Regions from separate parts of the Homo sapiens genome. Here region 2 is linked to region 1. Evidence: chromatin loops called from intact Hi-C (ENCODE). Cell type or tissue: adrenal gland. All regions are shown on one strand. Links, peaks and the distances in the headings refer to the core of each region. The heading gives the core; the rest is flanking DNA. Region 1 has its middle 160 kb from the start of NLRP1. Region 2 overlaps LOC339166 (a long non-coding RNA gene).

What was found. Peaks named below come from ENCODE experiments on the same cell type or tissue, not always from the same donor. Only the 100,000 strongest peaks of a DNase experiment are listed, where the experiment ranks them.
Region 2: it touches region 1 in a loop (4-fold over the local background); 1 of 110 quality-filtered maps calls a loop at or near these places.

Annotation. Positions count from the first base shown.
Region 1 is chr17:5,741,775-5,747,158 of GRCh38, forward strand. No RefSeq gene overlaps it. Among named protein-coding and RNA genes, the nearest start is that of NLRP1, 160 kb to the left of the region's middle. In adrenal gland, for the core only: no CTCF peak of the experiment used is centred there; no DNase peak of the experiment used is centred there.
Region 2 is chr17:5,797,343-5,802,726 of GRCh38, forward strand. All of the region lies in intron 1 of LOC339166 (a long non-coding RNA gene), which reads left to right. Among named protein-coding and RNA genes, the nearest start is that of NLRP1, 220 kb to the left of the region's middle. In adrenal gland, for the core only: no CTCF peak of the experiment used is centred there; a DNase peak (open chromatin) is centred at 3,129.

The DNA.
Region 1 (5,384 bases), core at 292-5,291:
TTTTTGGCACCAGGGACCGGTTTCGTGGAAGACAATTTTTCCACGGACGGGGGTGGGGGAGATGGTTTTCGGATGAAAGCGTTCCACCTCCGATCATCAGGCATTAGCGAGATTCTCATAAGGAGCTCACAACTTAGATCCTTCCCATACACAGTTCACAATAGGGTTTGGGCGCCTGTCAGAATGTAATGCCCAGCTGATCTGACAGGAGGTGGAGCTCAGGTGGCAACGTGCACTAGTCTGCTGCTCACCTCCAGCTGTGTGGACTGGTTTCTAACAGGCCATGGACAGGTACTGGTTTGCAGCCTGGGGGTCAGGGACCCCTGCTTTAAACACCAAAATATATGGCATTAATAATCAAACAGTGTGGTATTGGTGCAGGAAAAAAAAATAGATAAATGAACCAGAACAGGGAAACCAGCAAAAGATCATACATGGGAATTCAATATATGATAAAGGAGGCATTTGAAATTAGCAGGGGTAGGATGGATATGTCAATTTAGACTAGTGGTAGCTGAACATGACAGAAAACTCAGACCAATGGCTTAAATAAGAGGAAGCCTTATTATTGATCCTTCGCATAGAGGAGAGCTGGAGGCTACCAGCCCTTAACAAGTATGGCAGCTCCATGACCACTAGGAACCCAAGTTCCATCTATTGTCTGCCCCATCATCCTTAGTGCAGTGATTTCATTTTCAAGGTTGCTTATGATTGAAGATGCTTTTGGAGCTCTGGCCATCACATCTACATTCCATTCAGGAAGAAGAAATAAAGCAGAGAAAAGCAAAAGCGCATGATTCTTTGCCTTCTCAGCCTTTCTGGGAGTTCTACTTAATGACTTGTGCTTGTGTGATATTGGCTACCCCTATCTGCATTGGAAGCAAAAAAAATTTTTTTTAGCTGGGTACATTGCTACCCCAAATACTAAAGATATTCTACCAGGAAAGAAAAAAGGCAAATGGATTTTGGGCAGGCAACTAGCAGACTGTCCAGTCTGTGTGATGTGCAGCAGGTTCTTCCTCAGGTCGCCTGCTGCTCCTCATGAACGAGTGACCTGTCAATTTCAACTCAATTGCTCTTCCCCACGAATACCCAGTGAACTGTGGTAGAGAAAAAAAAACATAGATATACCCAAAATATTGTACCACAAAAGGGGAGAAAGGGAATCACATAGAAGTTACTATTATATAGTAATTATGACGTCTCTGGGCAGAAATGGTAAAGATTCCCTATTTTGAGAGTGAGGTAAATTTTTTGGTTACCCAGCCTGGCAGTGCCTGGCTCTATACTTTAGGAAAGGGTTGCCAGATTAGGCAAATAAAAATACGGTCACCTAGTTAAATGTGAATTTCAGATAAGTAACAAATAACTGCTTTAGTATAGGGTGTTCCAAATATTGTATTATACACTAAAAAATGTGTATATACATACATACATACATACATACATACATACATACATACATACATACAATTCTGGAAGCATAGTTACCAAACTAAGGTCAGTGATATATTTGGGGAAAGAACTTGAAATAAAAAGTGATGGTCAAGGGAAGTTTGCTTTACTTTATCTGTGATGCTCAAAATTTGTATTTGTACACTGACAATTATTCTTGTTTACTTGTATTAGGAAGACATAAAAAGAATGTAAGAGGTTAACCAAGGTCTTGGTGCTGAGGCTACAGACCAATGAATGACATTATGGTCACATGGCCTCTGGAGTCAGGGTCAGTAGACCTGGTCTTCTGGCCACCACTGAGCAGCCGCACCTGCTCTCTGAGACTCTCCTTTCACATTGACAAAAAAAGAGGTGGGTGATGATACCCACTGAAGAGTTGTTGAGAAGATCCACAATGTAAACGTAAGACAATTTATGGACAAATGCTTTGTAAATCCTGTTGGAGCATACAAATTATGATATATAATTTATGATGTCTATTCCTATTATGTTGTATAATTTATTATATAGTCATATTGGAATGTGCCACTACATAATTATATAGTAATGTGTAGCATTTTGGAATATTGAGTATCAAATGTAGGCATGAAAGCAGAAGTGCCCCATCTAGGGTAGAAGATAAAGAAACATTAACCAACTTAATTCATGTGAGAGTGCCAAGTAAGTGCTTGGTAATTAAAAGTCTACTCTCAAAGTGACAAACTTGAATTTCTTTTTTTTTTCCTAAAAGAAAAAAAAGGGATACAGGTGCAGAACGTGCAGGTTTGTTACATAGGTATACGTGTGCCCTGGTACACCTATTGATCCGTCCTCTAAGTTCCCTCCCCTCACTCCCCACCCCCCAACAGGCTGTGGTGTGTGATGTTCCCCTCCCTGTGTCCATGTGTTCTCAATGTTCAACTCCCACTTATGAGTGAGAACATATGGTGTTTGGTTTCCTGTTCCTGTGTTAGTTTGCTGAGGATAATGGCTTCCAGCTTCATCCATGTCCCTGTAAAGGATGTGATCTCATTGTTTTTTATGGCTGCATAGTATTCCGTGGTGTATATGTACCATATTTTCTTTATCCAGTGTATCATTGATGGGCTTTTGGGTTGGTTCCATGTCTTTGCTATTGTAAATAGTGCTGCAATACACATATGTGTGTATGTGTCTTTATAGTAGAATGATTTATATTCCTCTGGGTATATATCCAATAATGGGATTGCTGGGTCAAATGGTATTTCTGATTCTAGATCCTTGAGGAATCGCCATACTGCCTTCCACAATAGTTGAACTAATTTACATTCCCACCAACAGTGTAAAAGCATTCCTATTTCTCCATAGCCTCTCCAGCATCTATTGTTTCCTGACTTTAATAATCGCCATTCTGACTGGTGTGAGATGGTATCTCATTATGGTTTTGATTTGCATTTTTCTGATGATCAGTGATGTTGAGCTTTTTTCCATGCGTTTGTTGGCTGCGTAAATGTCTTCTTTTGAGAAGTGTCTGTTCATATCCTTTGCCCTCAAAGTAACAAAGTTGAGTTTCAAACACAGGTCCCCAAATTCTAAGTCCTGGACTCTTTCCATGGGCCCTCTTAAAAGTTTTACATAGTCCCATTGCTTTTTCATTCTAATTATTATTCATGCATGTGCACTGAGTTATTTCTTTAGCTTCTATTTTTCTTTATCACTGATGCCATTATTTAAGCACTGGAATTTCCCAGATTGCCAGTACATGGTCATTTATTTAGTGTGACACAAAGCTATTGATTAGTGAGATTGGACCTAGGACCAACCCAGGTCTCTGTAGTAAGAAGGGTAGAGTAGTTATTTTATGGAGTTGTCCCAGCATATGGGAAAAATGTAAACTTTTACGTTAAAAAGTTTAATACATTCTTTGCATTAATATTATTACTATGAAGTTGATATTTAAGAAATTATCTGGAAATAATATGGATTCTATGAGCTTTTAGGGTCTATCATGAAAGAAAGGTAGGGATCAAAGTCTGTGGTTGGTGGGTAGGCTGGAAACTGGTGCACGTGGTGAGTATAAGAGCAGGGAGCCTGGCAGAGCTTAAAATAGACTTACTAGCCAAATGTCAGCATGCATGAGCTAAGGCCTGTGCACAGAGAATTAAACCATGTGTCTGGTAACAAGGAACTTCTGTGCTGAAAATTTATTAATCAATATTTACTCAACTTTAAAAATTGCTATTGTCTCACTCTTAGTATTCACACCAGAGCAATACAGTAAATTAAATGCATCTTCAATTATTCAAAGCTGCTTCTGAAGAATTACTACACCTAAATATTGTGTTTTAATGAACCGTACTTAATTTTTGCACGGTCAAGTGACTGTCTGTGTTACATCTTCCTCCCAGGGGTCTGAGACAGTCTGTCTGGTGCTGCAGGAGACACATGGTTTCAAATGTCATCCTGAAACCCCCCATACGCCCATCCTTCTGCTTTCCTGCTAAGCCAGGCTGAGTAATATTCTTTTTATTTACTGCATAAGGTTCTAGAAGGTGAGCTGGAAAGGGGAGGAAGATGCTGCCATTAGTTACCAAATTGGCAGATCTTTACCTAGAAGAGATGAAATAAAAGTCTGGAAACGGTGACATCTAGTCTGTGCTCTCAGGCTGCAGAGAGGGGAAGAAACAACAGAATCATACCCTCTCCAGGAATTTAAGTCCCTAAACATGGACATCCAAGTCTAGGAATGGGAAGAAAGTTAGGAAGAAAAAAATGGCACAGTTCAAAGTCAGCACACTTTTTTTTTCTTTTCTTTCTTTTTTTTTTTTTTTTTTGAGACAGAGTCTTGCTCTTGTCGCCCAGGCTGGAGTGTAGTGGCATGATCCCCACTCACTGCAACCTCCGCCTCCCAGTTTTAAGCAATTCTCCTGCCTCAGCCTCCCAAGTAGCTGGGATTACAGGCACGTGCCACCATGCCTTGCTAATTTTTGTGTTTTTAGTAGAGACAGCGTTTTGCCACGTTGGCCAGGCTGGTCTCAAACTCCTGACTTTGTGATGTGCCCACTTCCCTCCTGTAGCTGGAATTATAGGCGTGAGCCACTGCACCTGGTCCAAAGTCAGCACACTTTCATTTCATTGCTTACTGCTCTGTCCCAAGTGCCAGGCAGATTCGTGTCACCCATGGCAGATTCATTCTGGATAGAAAGCAGCCCTTCCTCTACTCAGCCCACATTTTATATGGCCCAGATGCCCCCTCATGACTCAACGGAACTGACTCCTCTTCAGAGGCCAGACTGCAAAATGCACTGAGGACCCCTGAAGGCTCCTTCTTTTTTCCTCTCAGGGTTTCACACAGGTACAGAGGTTCTCCTGGGTAGGCCAGGGGAGAAGCCACAACTTTAGCTCAGAGTTAGGTTTTGGGTCCTTTTTGCCCACCTCTATTGGGGCCTAAGTATACAACTGTTATTAGCCAGGGTTACATTGAAGATATTTCACCTTTTTCTCCCATAACACTTATCATCCACCAATATACTATTTATCCAATATTTATTTATTTATTTATTTATTTTTGAGATGAAGTCGCACTCTGTTGCCCAGGCTGGGGTGCAGTGGTGCAATCTCAGCTCACTGCAACCTCTGCCTCCCAGGTTCAAGCAATTCTTCTGCCTCAGCCTCCCAAGTAGCTGGGATTACAGGCAGGTGCCACCATGCCTGGCTAATTTTGTATTTTTTAGAAGAGATGGGGTTTCACCATGTTGGCCAGGCTGGGTCTTGAACTTCTGACCTCAAGTAATCTGCCCACCTCGGCCTCCCAAAGTGCTGGGATTACAGGCGCGAGCTACCATGCCTGGCCTATCCAATTAATTTTATTTATTGTCTGTCTGTCCGCTACTAGAATCCAAGCTCCGCAGGGCCAGCTTCTTGATTGTTTTGTTCACTAATGAATTCCTCAGTACCTCCTACATAAA
Region 2 (5,384 bases), core at 88-5,087, 55 kb after region 1:
TGAGCTCTGTGGGAAATTAGGGTGTTTCCAAAAGTTTCAGTGGTTCTGTTATTGTAAGCGATAGAGACCCACTTAAGCTAACTCAAGCACAGGGTTTTCCATGAGGGTTTAAGAGGAATCCCTGTTCCTTCCCACGCTTGCTCCCACTCTCTCAGCGGGTCTGCTCTGTGCTTCTGTCCTGTTCTCTTTCTTGCAGACTTATTCCACCTTGTGCTCACTCCTGTCTCCTGTACTCCTCTATTCAGCCCCAGCACGACGGTTCCTTCCAGCTGCAGCCTCCACCACTGCGTGGCAACGTTCCTCTGGGTCTCTTAGTTCACATTCTTGCGATGAAATCTAATTAGCAAGTGTCTTAGCCCAGGTTCTCTAGAAAACAGAACTGGAGAAAAAGCTTACATGTTATTGGGAAGTGTAGTTTCAGGGAGGCAGGGGTGAGAGAAAGGGGGAGTGAGGCGGAAACAGGGGAGAGCAAATGCAGGAGAGTGTGTCGCTAAGCTGGCTGCAGCTGCCTAACAGCTGATTTCTCGGCGTTGCAGGACATCTTCAGAGAGGCCACGTGAAACTGCAGCATCTCTGGTCTGTCCAGGCTAATGATTCTCAGTCAGGGGTGATTTTGCTCCTCAGGGAACACTGAACAACATCTAGAGACATTTTTTGATGGCCATGTCCAGGAGGATGACAATGGCATTTGGTGATATTGTGGGCAGAGGCCAGAGATGCTACTAAACATCCTCCAAGGCACAGCATCTCCTGCTCTGAACAAAGAATCATCTGGTTCACGATGTCAGCAGTGCTGAGACTGAGAAGCACTGATCTAGGCTGGACTCTTAGGGGAGGAAGGGTAAGAATTTATCTGTGGGCTCCCATATCCTTTTGGTTAGAATTTGCTTCAAGGGATGCTAATTCCTCACATTTCTGGGTTGTTTGTAATGTGAGCTTCAATTGGGTCCCCTGGTGTCTCTTGTCTCTGCAGCAACAAGGACGTCCTGAGGTGGGAGGCAAGAGGCTTGGAGCAGGCATGGGGTGAGGTGGCGATGAGGGTTTTGAGCAAGTCCCCCAGGCTGCTGCAGGGGTAGAGTCCACAGCAACCTGACTCTGACTGTGACTTGACTGTAAGACCACAGGAATGGGACAAGCCACGGCTCCAGCCATTCCAGATAGAAATCAAATGTGCAGATCTGGGGTAGCTCATACACTGAGTGCTATATAGCCTCATCTTTTTGAGCCAAGGTCTCCAAGGCATGGTTTTCTGGCCCTCCTAGGGACTGTCTTCTATTGCGCCGGGTGCCCACCACAGGCCAGTTAGCCAGGGCTACATGTGGGCTAAGGTGGGGAGGGTCGTCGGGTAGAAAACATAGCTGCTTATTCAGCAGAAACTCTGAGTAGAAAAAATCTAATTAGAGTGAGAATGAGTGGGACTGGCAGTGATTAACATCTCAGACACACCGCACTTGGAAAATCTACCTGAAGTCCTTTGTGGAATGAGGTGGGTATGAGCAGTTGTGTGCTAGTAAATGTTAACAACTGGCTCTTTTGGAGGTAGGTCAGGAGATGCCTGGCTTTGTATGTTCATCACTTTTTGTGGTATAAATGCTCCTATTGTGGCCAATTTCAAGCTACCAATGGTTTAACAACCAGCTTGGAACTTTTCTGAAAATTCAACAATTGGCTCTTGAGAGCCAATATAAGCTGGCTGTATAGTAAGCCTGGTATAAGTAAATAAGTTAATTACAAATGAACAGCTTAGCATGATGGAAAAATAGTTGTGAAATATCGCAGACCTTTCTCTCCTCCAGCATGGCCTTCTCTCCAATTTTAAGCAGTCTGATCATTCTGTACTGATTCCTTCAGAGAAAAGGGGTATGTCAGAAAGGAAAGGGTTGTGAATTCTTTTCCTGAATTTTATGTTCTAAAATAACAGTATTAGACAGAACAAAAAGCTCCTTTGAACAGTCAGACAAAAATATTTAAGACCGGGAGACTGAGAAGAGTAACCACCATCTGGTCTCTGGAAGAGCAAAGATTCCAAACGCTAAGGGAAGAAAAGAACACAGGAGTGGAGGAGAAGCTGAGAGTATAGTTCCCTGTGTGTCCCGGGGGGAGCAATCTGGTCCCTACCTCCTGGGCAGAGCCCTGGGGAGGCAGCATGACCCCAAGAGAAGTTTGTGGGATCTGGGAACAGAGAGGACCTGTGCCCCACTCTCTGAGGGGGACCCCAGGGAAGCTTAGAGAAAGAAGTTATCGACAAGGTGGGACCATATGGTCTATCTGTAAAAATCCTGTTCCCTGTTGCGGTGCAGGAGCAGCTGAATGATTGCTGGGTTTTCAGACAAGCCGCAGAAATACAGGCCGGAGCTTGCAGACCTGAAAGAGCCAGATGAGAGACCTGCGAGGGGCAGAGAGGATGATGGGCATCTCAGAAGATGCTCGTGCGGATGGACGACATTGAACACCCAATTGACTTCGAGCTATATAGGAATGTGGCCACAACCCCAGGGAAAGGAGGGGGTCCCCTGAGATTGGTTTATGCACCGTAGCAGAAGCTTGAAATAAAGTTACAAAGAATTTTTTTGTTCACAGTGAAATTTGTGGACCATGATTGAAATTCAAGCCCTTTGCTTTAGACTAGGGATCAGTAAAGTTTTTCTGTAAAGGATCAGAGTAAATATTTTAGGCTTTGAGGGTCATATATGACCTTCTTCCTCTTTTTTTCCCCCTCTCCTTCCTCCTTCTCCTCCACCTTCTTCCTTTTGTTGCAACCATTTAAAAATGTAAAAACCATTCTTAGCTGGAAAAAGTCCCCTCAAAGTTTGTCCTCCTCCCGCTGCTCCCAGTCCACAGAGCTGCTGTCTGAATGAGGTTTTCCACCGGCAACACTACTAGATTTTAGAAAGCCAGGAAGATTCTCCTGCAACGAGATTCAGTTAGTACAAAATGTATTCGCTGACCAGGAGGATGACACTCTTCTCTGGCCACAGGCCACATGATGAAGCCTGCATCTGGCTGTGGAAGGAATCTTCAGCATGGCCGAAGTCTGCTGTTTCTTCCATCTTTGATCAAAACGGGGGCACATTTCCCTCACCCCCAGGGGACCAAATCCTCTCCCCAGGCGCACTTGCTCCACTCAATGCCTTCTCTCTCCCCGTCCCTGCCTTTGGAAGATCATCTTCCGGGACCCAGCAGCCCTGAGAATTCACGACAGGGTGTGGCTAGGGCTGGATGAAGGGTTACTTACAGTTTCTCATAAATGGACTTCTAGGCGGCTGGTTTCAGAAGCCCTCAGTGGGAAAAACCAGTCGGCCCAGTGATTTTTTATTCATTTTCCTTAGTTTCTGATTTAATTTTGAAAGACAACCCATGGACCCAGATGGAGAGATAGACCACACAGTGGAGGAGCTGTCTGGGTTGCCGCGTCATTGTCATGGTGATGTGAGCCACCGCTGTCTCCAGCACACCCTCAGAGCACTCCCTGGGAGAAGGTGCCAGAGCAGGATATAAAACCGACTTCTGAGAGGGAGGCGGGGCTGGCCAGGCTGCTCTGTAGTGCGGACTCAGAGGCAGGTCCAGTGACAGGCGGGTCTGTTCTGCACATGAACAACTGAGGAGCTGAGAACATCTGACCTGGACTGGGCCTCCTGAGTCTGTGGTAAGATTCTGGGGCTGAGGATGCCCAGATTGCTGCTTCTGAGGACTGGGCAGCTGCATCATGCTGCAGGCTGAGCCCTGACCCTGGCCTCAATGAGGACCTTGGTCCTGGCTATCTTTTAAAAAAATTTTTTTAAATTAATTATTATTATTATTATTATTATTATTATTATTTGAGAGATGGAGTCTCGCTCTGTCACCCAGGCTGGAGTGTAGCAGCGCGATCTTGGCTCACTGCAACCTCCACCTCCCAGGTTCAAGCCATTCTCCTGCCTCAGCCTCCTGAGTTAGCTGGGATTACAGGCACCTGCCACCATGCCTGGCTAATTTTTGTATTTTTAGTAGAGATGGGGGTTTCATCATTGCCCAGGGTAGTCTCGAACTCCCGACCTCAGGTGATCCACCTGCCTCAGCCTCCCAAAGTGCTGGGATTACAAGCCTGAGCCACTGCGCCTGGCCCGGTCCTGATTATCAGAGGAGCCCCAGTCTATCCAGACATCCCCGAGATATCCTCTGACCCCTAGTGACCCCTGCAGGTTAGGTCACAAACGTGTGAGAGCTCAGATGACTGTATGGGGCCAAGTTATCTGCTTTGAACAGAACTCAGAGCTGTTTCCTTCATTTTGAGAAAAGGGACAGGTTGGGAGCATTGTCTTTATATGCAAAAGACAATGTATTGGAAGGAAGCTAAGAATTTTCTTCTCAAATTGGGAGGACGGCAGTCCTGGCATCTTAATTTTATTTTTAGGATATTTTCTGCAAAAGAGGGGAGCGGGGAGTGAGGGGGAAAGCCCAATTCGTGCCCTCTTCAATTTTGAAACCATTAAACCTCAGGCAACTTGAGTGATAATCAGTCAATCCACAAGCAGCCTGTCAACTCATCAGTGCTTATGTACTTAACACCAGTGGGTTGGAGCGCGATTCCAGCTCTTCAGGAGGAACATGGATGGCCAAGTTGGGGCCCTGCTTTGGGGGAGTTTCAGTGAAGTTGGGCAGTGCAGTGCAGGATGTGGACATGCTTACAAAAGTCTGTAACCATAGGCTGGGCATTTCAGGGGGTGATCCAAGTGCTAGACTGGAATGGTCAGTGAAGGCTGCAGGGCGTGACTGCTGAGCTAACCTTGCCTCAGGTGGATAAACACATTGGACACTGGTAAGCCCTATTTGTCCACAGCTGCTGTGGATGCTCCGGGCTCGTGGACTCTGGAGCTTGCTAGCAAAGGCCTTGGGGACACTTACACCGAGCTGCTTGTCCTCACCACACTCTGGTGACCCAGCTTTCTAGCCCTCCCACCGCGAGCTGCCTTGCAAGGGTTCATGTGCCTTTGTAAATGCATCCTTTTTTGGAGTGAACCCCCAACCTCAGACTCCTGTGTTGATGATATCCTCCCCCCAAGGGATCTTTCTAAAATAGATTTGACCATGTCGTTCTACTGCTTAAAAGCCTTCAATGAATCCCAGTTGGGTTTAGTGTAAATCAGATCTCTTTATCTTTGTTCTTCCTGCCAAGCTGCCCTCCACCCCAGCATGGGCATGCACGCATACACACACACACACACACACACACACACACACACACACACACACACTCCAAATGCTTTAGCAAATTCTCTTGCATACACACACACACACACACACACACACACACACTCCAAATGCTTTAGCAGACAGAGTCTCTTGCATTTCTCCTTACCTTTATGTGTTCCCTCCACTTGGAGCACCCTGGCATATCCTTCCCT